Regions from separate parts of the Homo sapiens genome. Here region 2 is linked to region 1. The links are chromatin loops, found by intact Hi-C in ENCODE. Cell type or tissue: Calu3. All regions are shown on one strand. Links, peaks and the distances in the headings refer to the core of each region. The heading gives the core; the rest is flanking DNA.

Evidence for each region. Peaks named below come from ENCODE experiments on the same cell type or tissue, not always from the same donor. Only the 100,000 strongest peaks of a DNase experiment are listed, where the experiment ranks them.
Region 2: a loop joins it to region 1, with 2.7 times the contacts of the local background. A loop is called at or near these places in 34 of 110 quality-filtered maps.

The regions. Positions count from the first base shown.
Region 1 is chr20:38,335,929-38,340,323 of GRCh38, reverse strand. It overlaps BPI (bactericidal permeability increasing protein), which reads right to left. Exons shown (of 15, transcript NM_001725.3): 15 at 2,819-3,178. The coding sequence ends at 3,140. Among named protein-coding and RNA genes, the nearest start is that of LBP, 8.4 kb to the left of the region's middle. In Calu3, for the core only: CTCF peaks have their summits at 1,292 (motif pointing left) and 2,430; DNase peaks (open chromatin) are centred at 1,313 and 2,473.
Region 2 is chr20:38,390,542-38,394,936 of GRCh38, reverse strand. No RefSeq gene overlaps it. Among named protein-coding and RNA genes, the nearest start is that of SNORA71B, 33 kb to the left of the region's middle. In Calu3, for the core only: no CTCF peak of the experiment used is centred there; a DNase peak (open chromatin) is centred at 2,436.

The DNA of each region.
Region 1 (4,395 bases), core at 151-4,150:
TTTCAACGTCACCCAAAGAAACCCCAAACACACATTTGCAGTCATCTGCAGCAGACAATGCTTAGCCTGAAGGGAGAAGCTGCTCAAATAGTGGTTCTGTAGCCAACTTGGCAGAACCTTTGGAGTGTGTTGGGGAATGCTGCTCAAACCCTAACCCCCAAGCAACTGCCTTTCCTCAGCCATTAGAGAGAAGTTCGCAGGCACAATGTGTTTCATGCACCAATCTTCAGGTCCAAGAAAGATTTAGGTTGATGGAAAAGTAATTATTTTTTTTGGCATTAAAAGTAACGGCCAAGACTGGATTCAGTGGCTCACACTTGTAATCCCAGCACTTTGGAAGGCCAAGGTGGGTGGATCACTTGAGGTCAGGAGTTGGAGACCACTCTGGCCAACATGGAGAAACCCTGTCTATATTTAAAAATATATGTACACAAAATATTAGCCGCGCGTACTGGTGTGAGACTGTAATCCCAGATACTTGGGAGGCTGAGGCAGGAGAACGGTTTGAATCCGGGAGGCAGAGGTTGCAGTGAGCCAAGATCACACCACTGCATTCCAGCCTGGGTGACAGAGCGAGACTCTGTCTCCAAAAAAAAAAAGTAATTGCGGTTTTTGCATTAAAAGTAATGGCAAAAACCGCAATTACTTTTGCACCAACCTAATAATTGCATTTTTTTTTTTTTTTCTATAGAGTGTGGAGCAGGGGGTGCCTATATGTTACAGAAAGTAGAGGGCAGGTGTAGAAGGGGGTTAACTCCAAAGAGAATGAGGGTGGGGGATGGCAGGTGTGTGTCCATATCTACCAGCTAGTCTCCCCAGCAGCCAGAGGGCTCTTTTACAAATGTGAATTGGATTGTAACATTCTTCTGCTCAAAACTCTCCAGTGGCTTGCCTTATCTTTTGGAACAAAACCTAGAGCCCTTAACAGTCCTCATGGCCTCCCAGTCTATCCCACGCTGTGCTTCCCTTCTCTCTCTTCCTTCCGCCCTTGCTAGCTGCTCTTCTGTTCTATTCAGGGCCTCCATAGCCCCTGGCTAGTGGAGAAAAAGATGCATACTACTGGTGGACAAATTAGAGAAAGACTTTTGTTTCCTCAACCTGGTACAACCTATGTTTTACAGTGTACAACCTATGCCACAGAACAAAGAAGTTCTGCTTTAAACGTGCCAAGTCCCCCAGAACAGACAACATTTTGACATCGGGGAGGAGCAAAAAAAGCATGGGCTCTGACATGTGGGAATAGATAAGGTGGGAATTCCAACTCTGCCACCTGCTGGCTATGTGATCAGGGAAGGGTAACTCAATTTAAAATGTTTGAACAGCTGGGCTCGGTGGCTCACCCCTGTAATCCCAGCGCTTTGGGAGACCCAGGCAGGTAGATGACCTGAGGTCAGGAGTTTGAGACCTGCCCGGCCAACATGATGAAACCTCATCTCTACTAAAAATACAAAAATTAGCCAGGCATGATGGCACATGCCTGTAGTCCCAGCTACTCAGGAGGCTGAGGCAGGAGAATCGCTTGAACTTGGGAGTCAGAGGTTGCAGTGAGCTGAGATCGTGCCACTGCACTCCAGCCTGGGTGACAGAGCAAGACTCTGTCTCAAAAACAAACAACCAAAAAAGTTTGAGCAATTGCCATCTTGGGGGATGAAGAATGCTATCAGGATTAAATTAGATCATTCATGCCCTTTGCTTGACTCCTGAGAGTGTTTGATCAATGGCCCTCCCTTCTTGTGTGGCCCTAGAGCCTTTAACTCCATTTGACAGAGAATCAATGATGTCAGCAGAAGTGTGTACATTTTTCTTTATAAATAAAATAAATACCTTTTATCTGCTTTTGCTCGCTACAAATGCTTCTCTTCAATTTTACCATCACCAATCTGGTTGAAGCTTGAATAACAACACATTCCTAATTTGTGCTCATCCCTTGCCCTCTTGTCCTTCTGATGCTTTCAGAAGTCACAATAAAACATTTTAAAAACTAAATCTGGTCATGTGGTCCCCCACTCCACCGTCTGCATCGAACTCCTCCAGTGTGTTGTTGCTCATCCTTATGGTCTCAGAGCACATGTCAGCAGTGTAGAAAGGCCTTCCAGGACTCCTCAATCAATCTGAAGTACAATCCATAAAACCCCATCTCATGGGCTGAGATAGCCCCCTCTGATGTCCCATGGCAGGAAATGGCCCAAAGCCCCCAAGGAAACTCCCCAGAATTCCAAAGACAGTCTGGGTTGGTGATCTGGCTTCCACACTAGAGCTGGGAGAGTCATGGGGAAGTGCTAATTGCACCCAAAGATGTGACTGAAGCAGAAAACCCCAATGGACTCTGTCACCTGGCCCATTGTTCTGCTTTTGGGGACAATGGCTGGGCAGGAGAACATGGATGAAACGGGGAGCCCAAGTGTGGGGCAGGGAAGGTGGGCTGTGCAGGCTAGCTTTTCAACAGCGACACCGTGTGGTAGTGACGGGAGCAACAGTCCTAGTGGACAGGTGACTACACAGGACAATGGGCTGTGCAGAATGACGGGTCAACAGCCACACCATGTGGTAGTGGAAAGAACAACAGCATAGTGGACTGACCCACTCTCCAGACCCTCTCTGTGTGACATTAGGAATTTGGACTAAGAAAATCACAAGGACATTTGGAACAATGAGACTTTCTGTTAATGGAGGCTGTGGGGATTCCAGAGATTAATTATAGAAATAAAAAGAGATGATTGTATCTGTGCTGTAAACTGGCACTGCCGGCCACATTGGTTACAGCCAATGAATAATAAATAAATGAACATAAAACAAGAAACAATACCAGCACACAGAATCCACATGAAAAAAACCAGAAGTTTTTTTTCATGAAGCACAAATGGAAATTTCTTGGTTACAATTGAAACACGATTCCTGGAGGAAATATCTCTGCAGCCTTAGCCCTTGAAAGAAGCTCATAATCCCTAAAATACACACCATGCACTTTTCCAATGAATAATGTTTCCTCGTGTTTAGATCATTTCTGAATCTGAGTCGAAGAAGTTTGCAAGGGGCTCTTGGTTAAGATCTGGAGAGGATTCCCTGGGGAAAGGCAGCCGGTGCCCCACAGCCCATCAGGAACAGGTGTGGCTGACAGCCCCCGGCACCCCTGGTGCCTTCATTTATAGACAACGTCTGCACCGAACAGCAGGAAGTTCTAGGGAGAGATGAGAATGTTGTCACCAGTTGAAGATGCACCCCTTGTTTGTGAGTGTGGAGCTACTGGAGTTTTAAGAAGGACATTTTGGGAGCCTGCCTCTTAGGAAGGAGAAAGGCAGGGCCAGTGGGGGTCACTCAGTGTTTCGCTGCCCGGATCTACACATCCACAGCTGCCAACATCTGCGAATCTGTCAGCAGCTTCCCTGGAAGCTGCCTCCTTCTTAGACACGGAGACCCCCCGGGCTGTTTTAGAGGCCTTCATTTGTCGTCCCTGCCTCATGGCAGCTCAAGGGAGTGCTTGTTCCAATCAAGGCTGCAAAACCACTTCTCTCTGCTTCTTTGTGTCCTTCACTCAGGATTTTTAGAAATGAAGAAATTAAATTGTGCCATGGGTCATTTTTTTTAAAACACGAACTTGGTAAAATGTGAGGAATATGCGGTATGTGTTTCCTCTGCACTCTTGGTTATTTTTCTACAGTCTCTCAGCCCCATTAATTAGCTCCCTGGTCTAAAGAATTGAGGATTGATGGCCTGGACATTGGGGGAAAGGGAGAGGGAGGGATCTGGGTGATGCGAGGCTCCCCAGGAGGGCCACAAGTTATCAGGAAAGCCTTTGACCAAGGTGAGAAATGCAAGCTGGGTGACGGTTTCGCTGCGGAGGTGACAGCTTTGTGGGGACATGCTGGGTTTAAGAGGCCTCAGGGTGGAGACATTGAGGGAGCCTGCGAATGCACAAGCTGAGAGTTTGGAAAAAATAAAAAGACTGGAAGCATGTCTGGGACATTGGGTGGCACGCAGGTGGCAGCTAAGCCTGAAGAGGTTGACAAGAGTGACGAAGGCTTGCCAATGGCGGGGGAAGAGAAGAGGCCTGGGGAGGGGTCCTGGAGATCTCCAGCTTGCAGAGAAGGGGCAGGAGAACAAGCAGAGGAGGTGGCAGGTAGACAACCAAGAGCTAGGGGAGTGCTGGAAACTAAGAGAAGAAAGCATGCCCAGGAAGCGCATCAGTGTCAAATGCAGACGGAAGTCAGCCTGGGCGAAAGCCACGAAGGAGACTTCTGTGCTGTGTCTAAATCTGCCAGACGTCGACCACATGTTATACCCCACAGTGCCTAGTATGATGCTGGGTGCAAAAGGTGTGCAACATATATTCGTTAAATATTTAAATGCACCTTAAAAAAGAGGCTCTTTGGCCCACAAATGCATTTCATTTTTGCC
Region 2 (4,395 bases), core at 315-4,314, 54 kb before region 1:
CGAGGTAGGAGGATAGCTTGAGCTCAGGAGTTCGAGACTAGCCTGGGCAACATAGGAAGATGCTATCTCTACAAAACACCAAAAAATTAGCTGGGTGTGGTGGCACATGCCTGTAGTCCCAGCTACTCAGGAGGCTGAGATTGGAGGATACTTCAATCCAGGAGGTTGAGGTTGCAGTGAGCCGTGATTGCACCACTGCACTCCAGCCTGCTAGATGACAGAGTGAGACCCTTTCTTAACCACCTCCCCGTCCCCACAAACTGGGTTACTTAAAACAACAAAAATGGATTGTCTCCCAGTCCTGAAGGCTAGAAGTCAGAAGTCAAGGTGCCCACAGGCCATGCTCCCTTTGAGACTCTGGGTGGAATCCTTCCTTGCATCTTCCTAGCTTCCAGCAGCCTCATGCATCCCTGGAATGGCAGCTGCATCAGTCCAATCTCTGCCTCCAGCATCACATAGTTGTCTTCACATCACCTCCCCTCTGCGTGTAGCTGCATCTGTGTCCAAATTTTCCCTTTTTATAAGGACACAAGTCATATTGGATTAGAGCCCATCCTGATGATTTCATTTTAATTTGATTACCTCTATCAAGAGCCTATTCCAAATAAGATCACATTTTGAGGTCCTGGAGGTTAAAGCTTCAGCATATCTTTTTTGATTATTTATTTATTGAGATGGAGTCTTGCTCTGTCGCCCAGGCTGGAGTGCAGTGGTGTGATCTCGGCTCACTGCAACCTCCGCCTCCCAGGTTTAAGCGATTCTCGTGCCTCAGCCTCTTGAGTAGCTGGGACTACAGATGCCCGCCACCACGCCTGGCTAATTTTTATATTTTTAGAAGAGACGGGGTTTCACTATGTTGACTAGGCTGGTCTCAAACTTCTGACCTCAAGTGATCCACTTGCCTTGGCCTCCCAAAGTGCTGGGATTACAGGTATGAGCCACCCCACCTGGTCAGCATATCTTTTTTGGGGGTACCACAACTGAATCCATAGTGAGAAGTAACTACAAATATTGGACTGTTAGATTGACAGGGACTATTTCAGTTGAAACCACCGCACTCTCTACTCGTTCTCTGCAAGACCTCAACCACGTCCAGGCTCTTCAGAAATGGGAAGGTGTTAAGGAAACTCACCAAAGTGTTAAAGTGTAAAGGTCACCTCAACCTGCCAGGGCCTCCCTTCCCTTTGGCCCTTGAGCACCCTGCAAAATGGAGACCCTCAAGGTCCTCTCTTACTTCCTGCTGCCCTGGGTTTCCGCCCTCCTGGGTTAACATTCTGTGGCTCATTTACCTTCCAAGTACCTTTCAAAGCCCCAGTGGGCAGCTTAGAACCATCATCAGTGAGAACAGGGTGAGATATCCTTTGCGGGCGGCTCTGGGATCTGAACAGGAGAAATTAAAGTGAAAGGTGGGGACAGCTGAGCATGCACAGAAGCGCAGTGGCAAGATCTGGAGATAATTAACAGCTGGCTATAAATTGAAGGAGCTATATGATAAAAGCCTAGGGCAGCCCATAACTTGGGAAAAGATTGGATCACTAGGTTAAGTGACAAGAGACTTCAAATCAAATCACCAGATACGTATTAAGTGCCTGACTCAGTACTGCATTGAGCCGTGGGTGATACAAAGACATGTAATATCTGTTTCCTGCCCTCAAGGCAATTATAATCTACTTAGGGAGGTTAGACATAAAACTAGGAGAAATTAGATAGCAAAATATTTAAATAGCAGTTGAAAATACCACATGATCGGTTGCCAATTGAATTGTGGAGCTGAGTTCTGAACAAGGAGAGATTATTTGATTATTTATGGTGTTAGATAGGCACGTATTTTCTTGCTGAGGGAAAGGAAGAGTTAACTGAACAGGGCAAACTAGAAAGTCTCTGGGAGGGGAAGCAGGGGAGAACCCTGACGTCCAAGGAATGTGTTACTAATAATAATAGTTTCCATTTGTTAAGCATTTACTGATTAAGCAACTTACAAACCTTAATATACTTACATACGTTTAAGTAATTCAGTAGTCTCATGGGTTGCTATACTTTCTGTACCAATTAAAACCAACACTAGCTCGTGTTTAATGTTTAAATCCCCAAATCTCAGTGACTGACAGGTTTATTTCTGCTTTTGCAAAGCCCACATGCCACAGTTGGGGATGGGAGAAGCTCTGCTCCATACAATCATTCAGGGACCTAGACTGCTGCTGGAGGCTCTGCCATCTTCAACACATTTATCCCAAGTCACCTTGGGTGTCAATATATCGACATCCAGCTGGCTGAGGGGGGACGAGAGAGAGAGAGATTGAGAGAGAGAGAGAGAGAGAGAGAGACAGAGACAGAGACAGAGAGAGAGAAAGATGTAGTGGGGGATCATACAGGTGGTGTTTATGGATTTGTCAGAACTCAGTCACATGGGCCACAATTAATTGCAAGGGGTGCTGGGAAATGTAGTTCAACCATGTGTCCAGGTGGAAAGAGAAATGGTTCGGTGGACAGCCAGCTAGTGAGACTACTGCACATTTGTGACTTTTTTAGATGTGGAAACTTGGGCTCAGAGAGACCCACCAAGGTCACACAGTGAGTAAAGGGAAGTCATATAGGTATAGTTGATAGAGCACGAAATATGTGTGAATGTATTATCTAAAATTACAAACACACCAATAGAGAAACAAAAAATATTATGTTACATAGTATTTTGAGAGAGGAAAGGAAAATGGGGTGACAAGCTAAGTCCTCATGTACTCAGCAAATTTTTAGAAAATTGGTAAATTTAAAAAATGATGTAGGAACGTTATTTGAGATCTTGAGCTAGCCATCAAAGGAACTAAAACCAGAAACATTTCAGGAATTAAATGTGGTACCTCTGAGACCACTGCTTCTTATGATAAGCCCTTTTGCACATTTGATTTTTTAAAATGTGTGCCTTAATTGCTTTGATATACATTTGTGGCAGGTTGAACAATGGGCTCACCAAAGATGTCCATGTCCTAATTCCCTGAACCTATGAGTATGTTACCTCGCGTGGTGAACGGACTTTGCAGGTGTGATTAAGTTAAGGATTTTGAGATGGGGAGATTATCGTGCATTATTTGGGTGGGCTCAGTGCAATCACAAGGGTCCTTATGAGAGAAAAACAGAAGGATCAGAGTTAAAGAAGATGTAAGGCCAGAAGTAGAGGTCAGAGAGGAGAGAAGATGCTCTGCTGCTGGTTTTGAAGATGGGGGAAGTGGCTGCAGGCCAACGAATGTAAGCAGCCTCTAGCAGCTGAACAAAGAAGGGAACAGATTCTCCCCCAGAGCTTCCTGAAGGAATGCAGCCCTCTTGACCTCCAAAACTAAAAGATAATAAGTTCATGTTGTTTAAAGTTACGCAGTTTGTGGCTAATTTGTTACAGCAGCAATAGGAAATTAATACATTTAAAAATTCATTTTTAAATTAAATTAAATTAAATTAAATTTTATTTTATTTTTTTGTAGAGACGGGGTCCCCCTATGCCACCCAGGATGGTCTCAAACTCCTGGCCTCAAGCAATCATCCCATCCTGGCCTCCCAAAATGCTAGGTGTGAGCCACTGCATTTGGCCAGATAATTTACTTTTAAGGAGTAGTATTTGCTTGCTTAAAAATATACAAATAATGTACAATGGCACAAAAAGGAAAGTAAAAATTTTGCAGCCTTACCAATGCTTCATTTCCATTCTCCAGAGGTAACTTCTGTTTCACTATCTTAGGTAACCTCTTAGCAATTTCCTGTACACATATAAGCATGCATGCATGAAAGAAGATAATACTGTACCTACTGTTCTGCAGTCTACTATTTCCACCTAATAATTCTTCACATTCTTCTATGTCTGCACACATAGATGGGCCTCATTCTTTCATTCTTTTTAATGGCTGCATAGTATTCCTTTGCATGGCTATATACCATAATATAACTACCAGTATCCTATTAAGGACCATACAGGTTTCTTTCATTTTTGTTTTGTTATTATTTTGCTATTACAAGCAATGCCATAATAAGCAGCTGTACACAATGTATATCTTCATATATATGGATGAAAAAAATCTGAAAAATGGTGCTTTGTTTATCGTGAGCAAAGACACTATAAGGAGTCTCATAAATACAGACATACCCTTCAGATAGATACTTTTATTTTGAAGTATAACATATACACAGACAAGTATATGGAGAGACAGATGTTCTCAAAGTGAGCTCACCAATGTAACCAGTACGTGGATCAAGAAGCAGAACATCACCAAAACCCCAGAAGCTTCCTCATATCCTTTTCTAGTTACTATCCCCCACCCCACCTTGAAGTCTGACCACTTGTCTAACTTTTGCTTCTATACGTTAGGTTTGCCTTCTTTTGAATTTTGTATCAATGAAATCATGCCAGGCATC